Linked DNA regions of Homo sapiens: regions 1, 2 and 3 are each linked to region 4. A link is a contact called in ENCODE Hi-C data. All regions are on one chromosome and are shown on one strand. The core of a region is the stretch at or near the end of the contact, and the rest is flanking DNA. Distances in the headings are between cores, read along the strand shown.

Region 1 (3,132 bases), core at 378-2,877, 570 kb after region 4:
CTGACATGATAAAATGAGTAGCTCAGCAAATTTTTCCCCCAAAAAGCAACAGTAAAACTGGACAAAATTCACAATCCACTGGCAGAAGTTACTGGCTTGAGGTATCTAAGCATAAAGTCACGAATCACTGGGTGACCACTAAGCTATGCAGACATAGGAGTAATCACTAGAAACGTGGATGGGCTTGGGAACAGCAGCAGACCGTCACCCAAACAGAACCACTGGCTTGTGGAATGGCTTTAAAGAATCACGTAGCTTCAGCCTTTCCTCTGAAAAATGAAGAGAGCTGACAGGCAGAGTGGTAGAGAGGAAAGTGCTATAATGAAGCCACGTTGTTGAACTGCATAATTCCCTGTGTCTCAGAATCTTCAGTTATAAAACTATCACCTCACAGGGTTTTTATGAAGCTTGAACAGAATAGTAATAAAAAACTAATTACAGCAATAGCTACTATTTTAATACTTACTAGTGACAGTCACTATATAAAGTATTAATAATAGATAAAAAGGGCATAGAGAATGCTTATTCTAGCACATACAAATATTTAATCTGCTGAATAAGCCTTGTTAATCCTAACAATAAATCCACATGAAGTAAATAAGACAATTTGTTAATTCTAATAGTTAAGACGAAATACCATATTTCATCAAATCCAAGACATCACCAATCATAAAATGCATCATAATTGTATATACAACCAAAAAGAACTGGTTTTAAGATGCATCTAGATTGTGCAGGAATGTTAAATTGTGAAAAATTAAAAATCAATAAAACACAGAAACTGAGTCTTCTTGCCTAAGGTCACTTAGTAAAAACAGTATCAGAATTTGAATCTAGTTCTCTAGAATTTGTCTCATGTTCATTTTGTGTGTGTGTGTTGTTGTTTTTTTTTTCTCTTTCTACCAAATTACAAAAGACAGAATTTAGAACAAAGGCGGGCTAAAGAGAATGTCAACAATTTCCTTATTTTATATCTCACAGCCAGAGGCAGAAAAGGAAGAAAGAACTCTGCCCTCTGCCTATGCCCTATTCTCTGAGAGAAAGAACTGGGGAGACTCCACAGGTCTCACACTTGCTCTTGCTGCTCCATCACCAGACTCTACAGCTGACTAGAGCTGAGACAAAACAAACGACTAAACATAATAGCAAAGCCTAGACCACTACTACAAGAATGAAGCATTCATTACAGATTAGCTAAGAAGGAACTGGCCCTTCACTGGTTCACCCAACTGTCCACCGAGGACGCTGAGAAAACTGTAGCTAGGAATGCTGGGGAAAAGCCTTCTAGCCTGCAGCCTGAGGATGTGCCTGCTCCCCTGGAACTGAGTACCCTTCACCAACTCTACCTTACATGAGTAATGGCAATCATTTGTGAGCCATTTACTACATGCTGAGCACTATACCGGATTTAATTTAACATGAACTACAGGACAAACAAGCAAGCTGCGTACAACATAGAAAGAGACAAAATGAGGGCTTCCTCTAGCTTACATATGCTAGGAATGAAAGCAATAAAAGGGACCTTTGAATTTGCCTAGTCCACCTCAAGTTCTGAAATGAGGAAGCTGAGAGCCTCTGGTGGGACCCCCTCCCTGCCTCTACCCCCACCCATTCTTTTCCTGGTTAACGTTTCTCTGACCACTAGGTTTCAGTTCAAACATCTCTTCCTCAGAAGCCTTCCCAATTCTCTTTAACTGTCAGCCTTCTCTGCCTGCCACCGACTGCGAGGATGGGGCTTTTTTTGCTATTGTTTTCCCAAGTAGATAATACAGTAACCTGGAGACAAAGTAAGTATTCAAATATTTGCAGAATTAAAAAAAAAAAACTATTCCTGGCACTTTGCTGCAACAAGACCTAATCACTTTGGGGTCAAAAATATTAAATTTAAGGCCAAGACCAGAAAGCATAGCTTAAGATTCATTTGGAAAAAGTGATTCGCTTTCTCACCTAATATGAATCATGCTTTATAAATAGAGAATAAAAACCATTTTACTCATTTTTACTACTGGTATAATTATTACAAGAAAGGGGGAACAATGAAAGCTGTGTGTTCACTGATGTCCATGGGGCTGGCTGCCGCTCCTCTATGCTCCCATAGGAACCTGTGAGTGGTTAACTTTCTTACGGCACCTGGCATGACACATCACCATCACTGATTTTTTTGCCTGTCTTCCCCTCCAGAACGTGAGCTCCTCAAAGGCAGGGATTTCTACTAGCGTATTTATCCTCTACAATATCCAGCACCATTACCAAAGGTTCAGTGTGCCAGGTACTATACTACTAATTTGACTATATATTCTTACTTAATCTTCATGAAACTCAAGAGTCCTGTGAAACAGACAGCACTATCCCAATTTTTCAGGAGAAGCTGATGCTAAGAATTATTAAGTCACTTGTCTAACGTCATATGGTTGGTTATATCTGGAACAGGAAGACAAAGTCAATATCTGACACTGACTCTAAAATCATGCCAGCAGGCCGGGAGTGGTGGCTCACACCTGTAATCCCAGCACTTTGGGAGGCTGAGGCAGGCAGATCACAAGGTCAGGAGATTGAGACCAGCCTGGCCAATATGGTGAAACCCCACCTCTACTAAAAAATACAAAAATTAGCCGGGCGTGGTGGGGCGCGCCTGTATCTCAGCTACTCAGGAGGCTGAGGCAGGAGAATCGCTTGAACCTGGGAGGCAGAGGTTGCAGGGAGCCGAGATCGCACTACTGCACTCTAGCCTGGGCGACAGAGTGAGCCTCCGTCTAAAAAAAAAAAAAAAAGGCAGCATTAGATCACTTTTGTATACGAGGAAGGCCATGTTGTGGGGACTGTCTAAAGTAAGAATAATGGAGCCTTATGTCCCAGGCAGCCCCTGAAGTTCGAATATAATATAATCATTAATGTTCCTCATGATAACCTTGACTTGTTGAGAAAAGGTTGAATAATCTTCCCCTATTTAAGAAAGGGGAGAGGAAGGAAATCCATTAAAAGGTAATATGGATATGAAAAACTCAAATGGTAATATTTTACTAAACTGGAATTCAACAGACCACCAACTCCACTTATCCTTGAACAGTCAAAAAGAAGATGAAAAAGAGCTTGTTAACTATCAAGTTAGATCAAATATATCCCATCAATTTT
Region 2 (3,282 bases), core at 425-2,924, 550 kb after region 4:
CATAGGTTTATCAGATATTTATTTTTGTTTGTTAGCTTACAGTCAGAAATTAAATTCACTAATGTTTTAACCATTTGTATACCCCTTGCTGTTTTCTTATACACTATATGCTCCCTTTGGTATCATCTTCTATGTGCATCATTCAGCATGGGTAAAGGGTCTGTGGGTAGTAAACTCTCAATCTTTATGCATTTAAAACTATCCCTGACAGGTGCAGTGGTTCACACCTATAATCCCTGCTACTCAGAGGTGGGACTGGGCAACAGAGTGAGACTCTGTCTCAATCAATAAAATGCTCTCTCACCCTCGCTTTTTTTTTTTTTCTGTCACATAGGCTAGAGTGCAATGGTGCGATCACAGCTCACTGCAGCCTCAAATTCCTGGCTCAAACAATCCTCCCACCTCAGCCTCCCAAGTAGCTTGGACTACAGCCATGTACCATGCCTGGCTAATTTTTTTTTTTTTTTTTTTTTTTTTTTGGTAGAGATAGTATTTCATTATGTTACCCTAGCTGGTCTCAAATTACCCTCACTCTTGACTGAAAGTTTACTAGAAACAATTAATAATTAACAGCGCATTGAAGACCTATTTCTTCTGGCATCTACTGCTGCTGATGAGAAGTCTGCTGTCAGCCTAATTTGTGAGTAATATTTCCTTTCTCGCTGGTAGCTTTTCAAATTTCCCCTTTTAGGATTATTCTTAAAGTTCTGCAGTTTCTCTAAGCTGTCTTTTCTCGGCCCTTTTTTTAATAGGGAGAGCCCCACTCAGCTTTTCGTGCTCATTTAGTGCTCATTTTACCCTGAAGAGCCCATCTTTCTGCCTACTTCTGGGCAGAGTGGCCAGAAGGCCCAAGTCTTCTGCTTCTTCCCACTTCTTTGTGTTTCTATTCCACTTCTGTTTGGGAGATGTTTATTGCCTTGGTTTCTTGTTTGTTTTAGGAAGGAATAATTCTTCTTTTTTTCTTTTTTTTTTTGAGACGGAGTCTTGCTCTGGCCTCCAGGCTGGGGTGCAGTGGTGCGATCTCGGCTCACTGCAACCTCCACCTCCTGGGTTCAAGCAGTTCTCCTGCCTCAGCCTCAGAGTAGCTGGGATTACAGGCACCCGCCACTATGCCTGGCTAATTTTTGTGTTTTTAGTAGAGATGGGGTTTCGCCACGTTGGCTAGGCTGGTCTTGAATGCCTGACCTTGTGATCCACCTGCCTCGGCCTCCCAAAGTGCTGAGATTACAGGCGTGAGTCACAGCACCCGGCCAGGAATATTTCTTTTACATTTCTCCGATTTCATCAATCCTTGCTTCTTGCTTGGTGCTGAGGAAGGTCTCAAAGTGTACACTTACAATGTCATCTTGACTGGAAACTCTGCTTGCGGCTTTGTTAAAAAAGACAAGGTTTTTTAAGGTTCAGTCTACATGTCAGGTGTTCATTTGAAAGCTGGTAAAGGGGGCAAGATCTGCTGAACTTATCCAATTAACAAAGCTCACTAACTGAAGGACAATAGGGGAAAGTACACCACTAATTACGATCATATATTCAATAAGCATGTACTGACCATCTGCTTTTGAATCGCAGCTCTGCTACTCAGGGAGCTGCGTAATTTGGGGAAAGTTACTTAAGTTCTCTGTGCCAACTTCCTCTTCTATGAAAGGCCAAGTGTGAGGTTTAAATAAGGTAAAATGTGTAAAGTGTTTAGAATAGTGCCAGCATAGAAGTGCTCACTAAATACTAGCTATTATTCCCGTTAGAGGGAAACACTTACTCTGCATTCCCATGTTCCCACACAGGAGACAAATGCCCCACTCCATTTCTCAGGAGAAAAGGTCATGAAAGGAGCATCTGCAGTTTCTCTGTGTCCTCCACTCACTCCTCTCCAGGACCAGCAGATGACTGATCTGATGGCTGGGCTTCAGAGATGGACCTGTGTGTGACTGGCTTAATTCTTTCCAGGTTCTCTCCAATCAGAAACAACCTGTCTAACCACGCATACAAACTTTGCTTCTGGCTTGGAGGCTCAGGCTTTGTTCCTATAAGAGGAAGACCTTGGTTTCACTTGTTTTGTTATTTTGTGGGGGAGGTTCAGTCCAAGAGGAAGTATATAGAAGGAATCGACAAGCCCTTTTAGTCACAGCAAACTCTTTTAGTCACATAATTTAAATCACATTTGTCCATCAGTTTTATTAGTAATAAAGCCAATGTTCTGATCTACATTTATCTATCACCTATCCTTTTTTTTTCTTTCCCCTCCCTGAGACAGGGTCTCGTCCATTGCCCAGTGAAGTGGCGCCATCAGGGTTCACTGCACCATCAACCTCCTGGTCTCAAGCAATCCTCCCGCCTCAGCCCCTCAAGTTGGTGGGACTACAGACACGTGTCACCACACCTGGCTAATTTTTTGTTTGAATTTTAGTACAGACAAGGTCTTGCTACGTTGCCCAGACTGGTCTCGAACTGCTGAGCTCTCGAACTGCTGATCCTCCCAGCTCAGCCTCCCAAAATCCACTGGGATTACAGACTATCACCTATATCTGAACTTGCTCCAAACTCAGGAGAAGAAAGGAGTATTAGTTATTGGCTTACTCAAAATCTCAACAGCTCTGAGGATTTGGCTATAAGGTTCTTGGGGTATTAAATACAATAATAGATGTGAAGCTCTTACAGTGTTTGATATACAGTAATGCTCAATACATTTTAGCTATTAATATTATTATTATATGTGCCAGATATTGTCCTAAAAGGTGAGTTATACCAGTTGCAGGAGGAACTTAATGTTGCAACAGTATTAGAACAGCTAACCCTGTACATGAGATATTATGAACAGCAGCAGTAGCAATCCCATAATTATTTCATTAAATCACAAACACTTTTACTAAGCAAACTGCATACCCCAAAAACTGTGGCAGGTGCTGGGAATTCAATATTATTTATAGAAATCTGTCCTTCAAAAGCTTACAGGCTAGAAAGGAAGAAAGACAAGCCTAGTTGCAAAGTGGTATATCCTATGTCAAAGGTATACATAGTATGTTGATATAGGAACTTAGAAGAGGAGAGCTTTGAAATAAAGAAAGAAAAATGTCTATCAGAGTTTGAATTGAATTTTGAAGAAGTCACTTGAATAACTTCCATTTTGCTAAATCCAATGGGCAATTTTTGGTCCTCCTATTTGATCACTCTCTCCTCTTAAAAAAACAAGCAAAAAGACAAACAACAATAACAACAACAACAACAACAACAAAACCCTTTCTTTCTCTGGACTTTGAGATTCTACACAAAACTTTGCTCTCTTTC
Region 3 (3,329 bases), core at 550-3,049, 620 kb before region 4:
CACCCCTGCTCTGGGAAACTTTATCAGGGTCCCTCCTCCCCTGCCAAGCCTAGCCCTGGGTGGGGAGCAGAGGAGAGCAGAAGGGAGGGCCCTCTCCCTGCTTTGGCCTCCTCCTTATAGCCCTCAGTGGAAGCCCACCCACTACTGCAGCCAAAGGTGGCCCTTCTTGGACACACATCTGACCTATCTAATCCGCAATCCACCCCACCAGCATTCATTTTCACACTGCCAGGCCTTTACTCATGCTGTTCCTTGGGGCTGCAATGACCTGCCTTTTCTTTTCTGCTTGGTGGATTTCAAGACCCAGCCCCAACGAATCTGCAAGTGAACTCATCCCCAGCTCCCGGGCACCCATCAGTCCCTGTCTTGTGCTCCCAGCACTGGGTACAACTCTGGACAGGGCCTTATCTGTGGACCCACTGCCTGTCTTGTCAGAAGAGAGGCTCCTCAGGGCAAAGACCCCGCCTGAGCACCTCTGTGTGCTGGCAACTAGCCTGACCTGGCCTGCAGCAGCAGCTGGGCCCACCATACCCTGCCCAGGAGGCAAAGGCAGCCACACCACCCCACCCCCAGACCCTGGGGACAGGAGCAAGGACCAGCCCGAGGACCCTGGGAGGTGTCAATCCTTGCAAAACACAGTGGTTCCCCCAGCAGGCCTCAGACTCATTGAGTTGGCTGAGCCTCACCCGTAAGCCCCTCTCTTCCAAGAAGTCTGCCCAGATCTCTCTTTCCCCTGAGTCCTGGGATAGTCGCCCTCAGTACTTTTCTCTCTAAACCACAGGTGTAGGGAGAAGATTCTGGGATGAGAGCCAGGCGGACCCGGGTTCAAATTCTGGCTCAGCAATCCTGAGAGGGCAGCTGACTTCGCTTCTCTGTGCCCCACTCTTCTGATCTGTATGGAACTTGGGGGTGAATCCCACCACATGAAATGACTGGGAGAGAGAACGTCGCACCTGTTAATGATCTTTTGTCCTATTTCGCCTCTGGTCCCCTAGGCCAGTCTTCCGAGACCCCCAACGCAAAGGAACAGAGGTGGGAACTCTGAGGTCTGAGAAACAAAGATCCATTCCCTCCCAGACCACTCCCCCACACTCCCGCAACACACACACACACACACACACACACACACACACACACGTGCGCCCGCCCTGCAGTCAAGGAGAAAAGCCCCCTTTCAACCTGGGGAGTAGTGCCAAGAAGCGGATAGGCTGGGGCAGTAGGAGCCTCGGCCCTGCCCCTTCCCCAGGCCTGGGTGGTGGAGCACCCAGAAGGGGTTGGTGGATTGCAGGGATGAAAGGGGGGTTAAGCAGGGAAGAGAAGGGGGGAACTGTAAGGAAGATGAGAGGAAGTGACAGTCTAGCCCCGGGTGTTAGGCGCTTCCAGCGCGTCCGCACTAGGAAAACGACTCGGAGACACCCAGAGGGAGGTGAAAAAAAGACTCCTCGCCGGGGGTGGGGGTGGGGACGAGCCGAGGGGGCCCAGGCGGATGCTCCAGGACCCCGCCCCCCAGCCAGCGCTCACTTCCTTTCCCCCCGGGCCCGCGGGAGGTGCAGCCCCCTCCACTGATTCGTGGTCCCGGAGCAATCACTGGCCCGCGCTGCACCCGCACACACCCCCCCGAAACACACACACACACACACACAGAAGCACACGCCTCCCTCCGCCCGCCTCCTACCGGCCGAGCCGCCGCGGGTCCAGCCGGGCTCCCGGGATGCAGGGCACGGCGCGGGCGCTGGAGCGGAGGCTGCAGCCGCCCGGCGCAGCAGCCTCGGGCTCTGGCCGGAGATCCAGCTGGGACTGGCCTGCGGCGGGGGCTGGCGCTCGCATTCCCCGGGTTCGGCCAGCTGGGCCCGGCTCCGCCCCGCCCCGCCCGCGGCCTCCGCCCATTTGCCCGTTGCGAGCCGGAGGCGTGGTCTCCCGTGGGGCGGGGTGGGCGGCCCGGTGGCCGGGTGCGCCCATGCGCACTGGTGCGGTGGGCGGCCGCTCAGAGGAGCGGTCTCATTCCAGCCCCTGTGTTGAACGCGGACTTGGGGCCCCTAGCGGCACCCACCGCCTCTACCGGCTCGGTCGGGCCCTCGTTCTCTCTCCTTCCCAGCCTATCTGTCTGCGGTTGGTGCGCATCCCCATGGGCAGCCTCCCAAGGGCTGGCTGCACCGTGAGGGATCGGGCCGGGGCTGGGGTTCAGCCCCCACAGGGCGGGCCGGGGCCGCGGCTGACTTGGGGCCGGCGTGTAGTACCGAGGACCCGCAAGGGCCAGGGTGCCTGCCAGAACCAGGACTTGGTGGGCGGCGCCCCTCCCTTTCCGGGCTCCACCTTCACATCCATCCCAAGTGTTCGGATGGAGAAGTGGGAGCCCAGGCCCCTGTGAGCAGCAGAGGGCCTCTGTCAGATGGGAAAACTGACCCCGGCCCGTGTTGAGGACTTAATCCCGTGCTGCCATGGGCTCCCGGGCTCGGGCTCATGTTTGACTCTCTGTCCGTGACTGGCTACCGGAATGCCCTGGGATGGCACGGAGCCTGCATTTCCTGATCTGTAAAACGGGGACTATAATCTCTACCCACCCCAGGCCGCTTGGGGAATCCGATAGAGAAGGTTTAGGAGTGACTAGTTCTTGCCTACAGTAGGAGCTCAGGGGTGCCACCACCCCCCGCCCTGAGGCAGCAGGACAGACGCCCATCTGATCTGATGAGCCCATCGGCCCACTCGCTGGTGGAGCGTCTCAGGCCCGTTCATTCTCCGCCTCCAATTTGTTTCGAAGTCTCAGTTAATGATTTCGTCAACCTCTTGTGTTACCGAAACAAACTTGGGTCCGCCCACCCAGTGCAGCAAAGCCAAACACTGACACCAGGATTTGCAGCGGCAGAAAGGGAGGCATTTATTGCAGGGTGCCAAGCAAGGAGAATAGGTCGGCTAATGCTTAAGACCCGTACTCCCCAATGGTTTACATGTAAGGCTTTTTAAAGGTGGGGAGACAGAGGTTATAGGCAAAGTCATAAATAAATACTCTGGAGCTATACATTGGCTTGGCCCAAAAAGGTGAGACATTTTGAGGCAGGGTCATAGGTGGATTCAGAGATTCTGTGATTTGCAATTGGCTTAGGAAGCAAGACTGTCTAAAAACCTGGGGTCCACAGATAGGAGAGTTAAGCATTGGCTTATGGGTGTGACTCTTTACAGAACCCTTGGGAAGAAATTTAAAGAACAGCCCTCAGTTTCCCCTTATCTGAGGCCTAAGTGACAGCTGTGAAAAACAATTCAGGGACATAGGTCAAGATGTTATCTTTAGTTTCTATAGGGAACCAGACATCTTGTGGCTCTAACTTATTTGG
Region 4 (3,449 bases), core at 923-3,422:
TTCAAGGGGCCACTCACCTGGAGATCCAGTCACAGGCTAAGAAGTAAACCAAAAAGATATTACTATTTTACAATCCTTTCTCACCACCACACTTTCCAACTTTTGAGAAATCAAGAATTAAGTCATTTGAACTATCACAGTGGAAAGAACACAGGCTTTAGAGCCAGACACCTCTAGGTTTCTAGTCCCAACTTTTCAACTTACTGGTTAAGCCTAAGCTTTACACATCTATAAAACAGAGGTAATACCACCCAGTTTGTTACGCGTATTAAAGAACACTATATATAAAGTTCTTTCATAGTGGCTGGCATTTCATTTAATAAACAGGTGGTACTACCAACCTGGGGCAAGTTGACTCCTGTCAGCTTCCTCATTTATGAATTACATGAGATAAAATTTGTAAAGCTCCTAGCAAGTTAAAGAAACTTAATAAATAACTCCTCGTGCTCGCTTCAGCAACACATATACTAAAATTGGAACGATACATACATATATATATATACACATATATATATACATATATATATACACACACACACATATATATATACTCTCTCAAGTCTTAATGGAATATGAATTTTGATCCTGTAGTTATTAAACAGCCATTTACCAACAGTTGAGCTGCCAGGAACTTACTTAGAACTGGGAATTTCCTAGTGTAAAAGACAAAAAGACACGGCTCTGGGGGCACGCGCAATACCTGCTTAGCACAGAGTAGAGCCGCTCTAAGTATTTGTTAAATGGGTAAGTGAATGGTTGACGCGACTGAGCAAAACGAATGGATGAATGAATGAATGAACGAGCTCACTGTCTAGCCTAGAAGTCAGACACCGAACCGAAATAACTGCTATATCCCGTTCCAGGCGCTGGGGCTGCTAACTCCAACTCTGTGTCCCGAGGTGAGCCCCCCTCCCCCTACTTCCCATAGTCCTCTCAGCTCAGAACAAACCCAAGGCAAGAAGAACTGGACTGCGCGCCCCAGCCGGCAGTATGACATAAAGAAAAGGGGTGGGGAGGAGGAAGAAGGGGCAGAGCCAAAGGAATCCTCTCCCTCCACAAGCCAGTCCCCGCCTCCCGACAGGATCTTGGAGGCGGCCGGCGACTGCTCGAACCGAGCACCACGTCACGGCATCCCGGCGCGTCCTAGCCAGGGGACCCCAGAGCGGGGCCGCAACGCATCGGAAACCCGGGCAGTAGTTTCCGGAGCCCGCTCGGGGAACCAGGATCTTGTAGGATCCTTCCCCACTCAAGTGTCAAGGAGACAAGCCCGCCCCGCCCCCTCTCCAAACACGCACTCCCTAGCAGCACCACAACAAGAGCAGCCAGCCCAGGCTCCTCACCCGGACCTCTCGGCGCCGGTCCCAATGTCAAGTCCACGACCCAAGCCCCTCTGGGCCAGTAGCTGTTGTCAGGGGTCCCGGCCGGCACCCGCGCCTCACTCCCTCCCCAGCGGAGAGGACAACCGAGAGAGAGTAAGCCAGCGGATACCCAGCCAGACGACCTGGACTCACCGGGAGTCTCCCAGAGCTAAACCCCCAGAGTCCCAGCACCAGGCCAGCCAGAGTCCCCCTGAGTCCACCCCGGGGAGCCCCACGATCCCGTTAGGAAACAACGGAGGATGGGGCTGGGAGCCCCAAGCCGGGCTCCGAATGCTTGGCCCGGCGCTCCTCTAGCCTGGCTGGCCTGCCAGCTCTTCCCAGGACCCTGCCTGAGAGTCACCCACCTGCCCGGCCTTTCGGGGCTCATCTAAAAGGCTCCTCCGCCAAGACTAGGGGACACCAGGAATTGGGTTTGTTTGCGGTGCCTCTGAAGGGGCAAGATGGCGACAGGTAACAGGGCGCAGGCGCAGCCGCGCGCGGCCAGTCGGGAGGTGTAGTTCGCTTTTCCCGCCTTTCGGAGAACAAACACCAAAAGGCCTCCATTCATCTTGTCCTTCTTTTCCTCCGCGTTATGAAAGAAAAGGACAGACATCGCGGAGGGTGCTGGGAGTTGTGGTCCGAATCCAAACTCCAACCTCTTTCGCTCCAGGTTTGCTGTCGTACGCGCAAGGAAGGCCGGGATTGTAGTTCCCTTGGTTTCTCCTGCATACCCTCCTGTCTCTGGCTTCGCGCGCCTCTCCTGGGCTGCCGTCTCCCAGCCAATCGGCTGCGCTCTCTGCTACGTGTGGCGTCACACGTAGCGGCCAAGATGGCGCTAGCGGTTGGAGCAGGGGCTCTGCTGCGACCTTTACGGTAGTGAGGTTAGGGACGATGGGAGAGCAGCTTTGTTCCTGAAGTGCCGTCGAGGATTAGGATCGAGTTTCTTCGATCGTGAGGGCAATTATTAGTGGCCTCTAGCCCCCCAGATGGCATCTTGAGGAGAGAGAATCCACGCTACGAGAACTAACATAGTGGACATCGCAGTTGTCCGTAGCCGATTTGCGGGTTACGGAGTTGTTGCAAGTAAAGAAGGGGAAATCCGAGCGTTCTCGCGTTGGATTTCCTCCACGTGTGAAGTGGGAATGGTAGTGATATCTCGTGCTATCTCTGTCAAGGGCAAGAAGGAGAAGGAATTTATTTGAGGCCCTACGACGTGGTAGGTTCACCCTCAGCCTTTGTTCTTATTTCATCTTATTTGTGGAGAAGGTCTTTTCGTTCCTATTTTACAGGTGAGAAAAGGGGCCCAATATATAGTTATTTGCGGCCATAAAATAGAAGCCAGTTGCCTGATACTGAAGATTCAATGAAATCTTGTGATTGACTTCCCTCTTTAAATTTTGTACTTTGGGTAACATCGGATCCGGTAGAAACGCTCGTCAGAAAGAGTTTTTAATGTGCATTCTACAATTTCCAGACATAGTTTCCTTCTTGAAAAATTGGGTTAATACTACCCTATAGGGATCTTGTGATGCACCACGTAAACGTTGTAAGTTGTGAACCACTATACAAACGTATGAGACTCTTCATGTTCTTGAGTGGAACTGTAGGTTAGGAAGAGAAGGTAAATAACAGCATTTAAGTTTCCTACTACTATTTGCCCATTAGCTAAAAATACCCTCCGAGGTCTAGGAAAGTCACTGTTGTTGAAACCCAACCTACACCTTCAGAAAATCGTAAAGTGGAACATATTAATCACCAGGCCCTCCCTCCGCTGTCTCCCTGACCTTCCTATGCATCCAGTTGCTTAAGAACTCTTGGAAAGATAGTAAGTGAAATCTTCATAGAGGATTTTTGTACTTTAACATATATTATTTGATTTGAGCCTCGCAACATTTCAGTGTGACAGGTACGATTAAGGTCTTTCATACTATGAATGAGAAAAACATAGATGTACCAAGGACTCACCAAATTTCACGGAGCTAGGAATTGGAAGAGAGCTAGGCTTTGTAATCCCAGGTCTTCTGACCTCCAAATGTCCTTTCCTCTACAGTGAATGTCAAAATGACAATGAATGTCTACTCCTCTACAATG

What was found. A loop is a pair of places that touch in the nucleus more often than their neighbours do. Pooled maps may share reads with other maps.
Region 1: a map with no recorded cell type shows a loop between it and region 4 (6-fold over the local background). The contact joins the enhancer-like site here to the promoter of EMSY-DT in region 4. A Hi-C loop is called at or near these places in 2 of 37 single-sample maps with no recorded cell type and 2 of 50 pooled maps.
Region 2: a loop to region 4 is called in a pooled map, with 7 times the contacts of the local background. The contact joins the enhancer-like site here to the promoter of EMSY-DT in region 4. A Hi-C loop is called at or near these places in 1 of 168 maps with a recorded cell type or tissue (ovary), 3 of 37 single-sample maps with no recorded cell type and 15 of 50 pooled maps.
Region 3: a map of tibial artery shows a loop between it and region 4 (6-fold over the local background). The contact joins the promoter of CAPN5 here to the promoter of EMSY-DT in region 4. A Hi-C loop is called at or near these places in 2 of 168 maps with a recorded cell type or tissue (sigmoid colon and tibial artery) and 13 of 50 pooled maps.

What each region holds. Positions count from the first base shown.
Region 1 is chr11:75,872,031-75,875,162 of GRCh38, reverse strand. All of the region lies in intron 3 of UVRAG (UV radiation resistance associated), which reads right to left. Among named protein-coding and RNA genes, the nearest start is that of UVRAG, 58 kb to the right of the region's middle. RefSeq lists an enhancer at 1,087-1,588. Within about 2 kb of position 1,627, at least 4 of the 41 ENCODE cell types and tissues checked have a DNase peak (open chromatin) inside an H3K27ac peak, as active enhancers do.
Region 2 is chr11:75,890,868-75,894,149 of GRCh38, reverse strand. All of the region lies in intron 5 of UVRAG (UV radiation resistance associated), which reads right to left. Among named protein-coding and RNA genes, the nearest start is that of UVRAG, 77 kb to the right of the region's middle. Within about 2 kb of position 1,674, at least 4 of the 41 ENCODE cell types and tissues checked have a DNase peak (open chromatin) inside an H3K27ac peak, as active enhancers do.
Region 3 is chr11:77,065,441-77,068,769 of GRCh38, reverse strand. It overlaps CAPN5 (calpain 5), which reads right to left and starts at 1,799. Exons shown (of 13, transcript NM_004055.5): 1 at 1,676-1,799. RefSeq lists a silencer at 1,594-2,283 and an enhancer at 2,140-2,640.
Region 4 is chr11:76,443,403-76,446,851 of GRCh38, reverse strand. EMSY-DT (EMSY divergent transcript) reads left to right here and starts at 2,172. Exons shown (of 2, transcript NR_186348.1): 1 at 2,172-2,574. EMSY (EMSY transcriptional repressor, BRCA2 interacting) reads right to left here and starts at 1,834. Exons shown (of 22, transcript NM_001300942.2): 1 at 1,724-1,834. RefSeq lists enhancers at 833-1,127, 1,267-1,336, 1,377-1,426, 1,627-1,856, 1,557-2,193 and 1 more.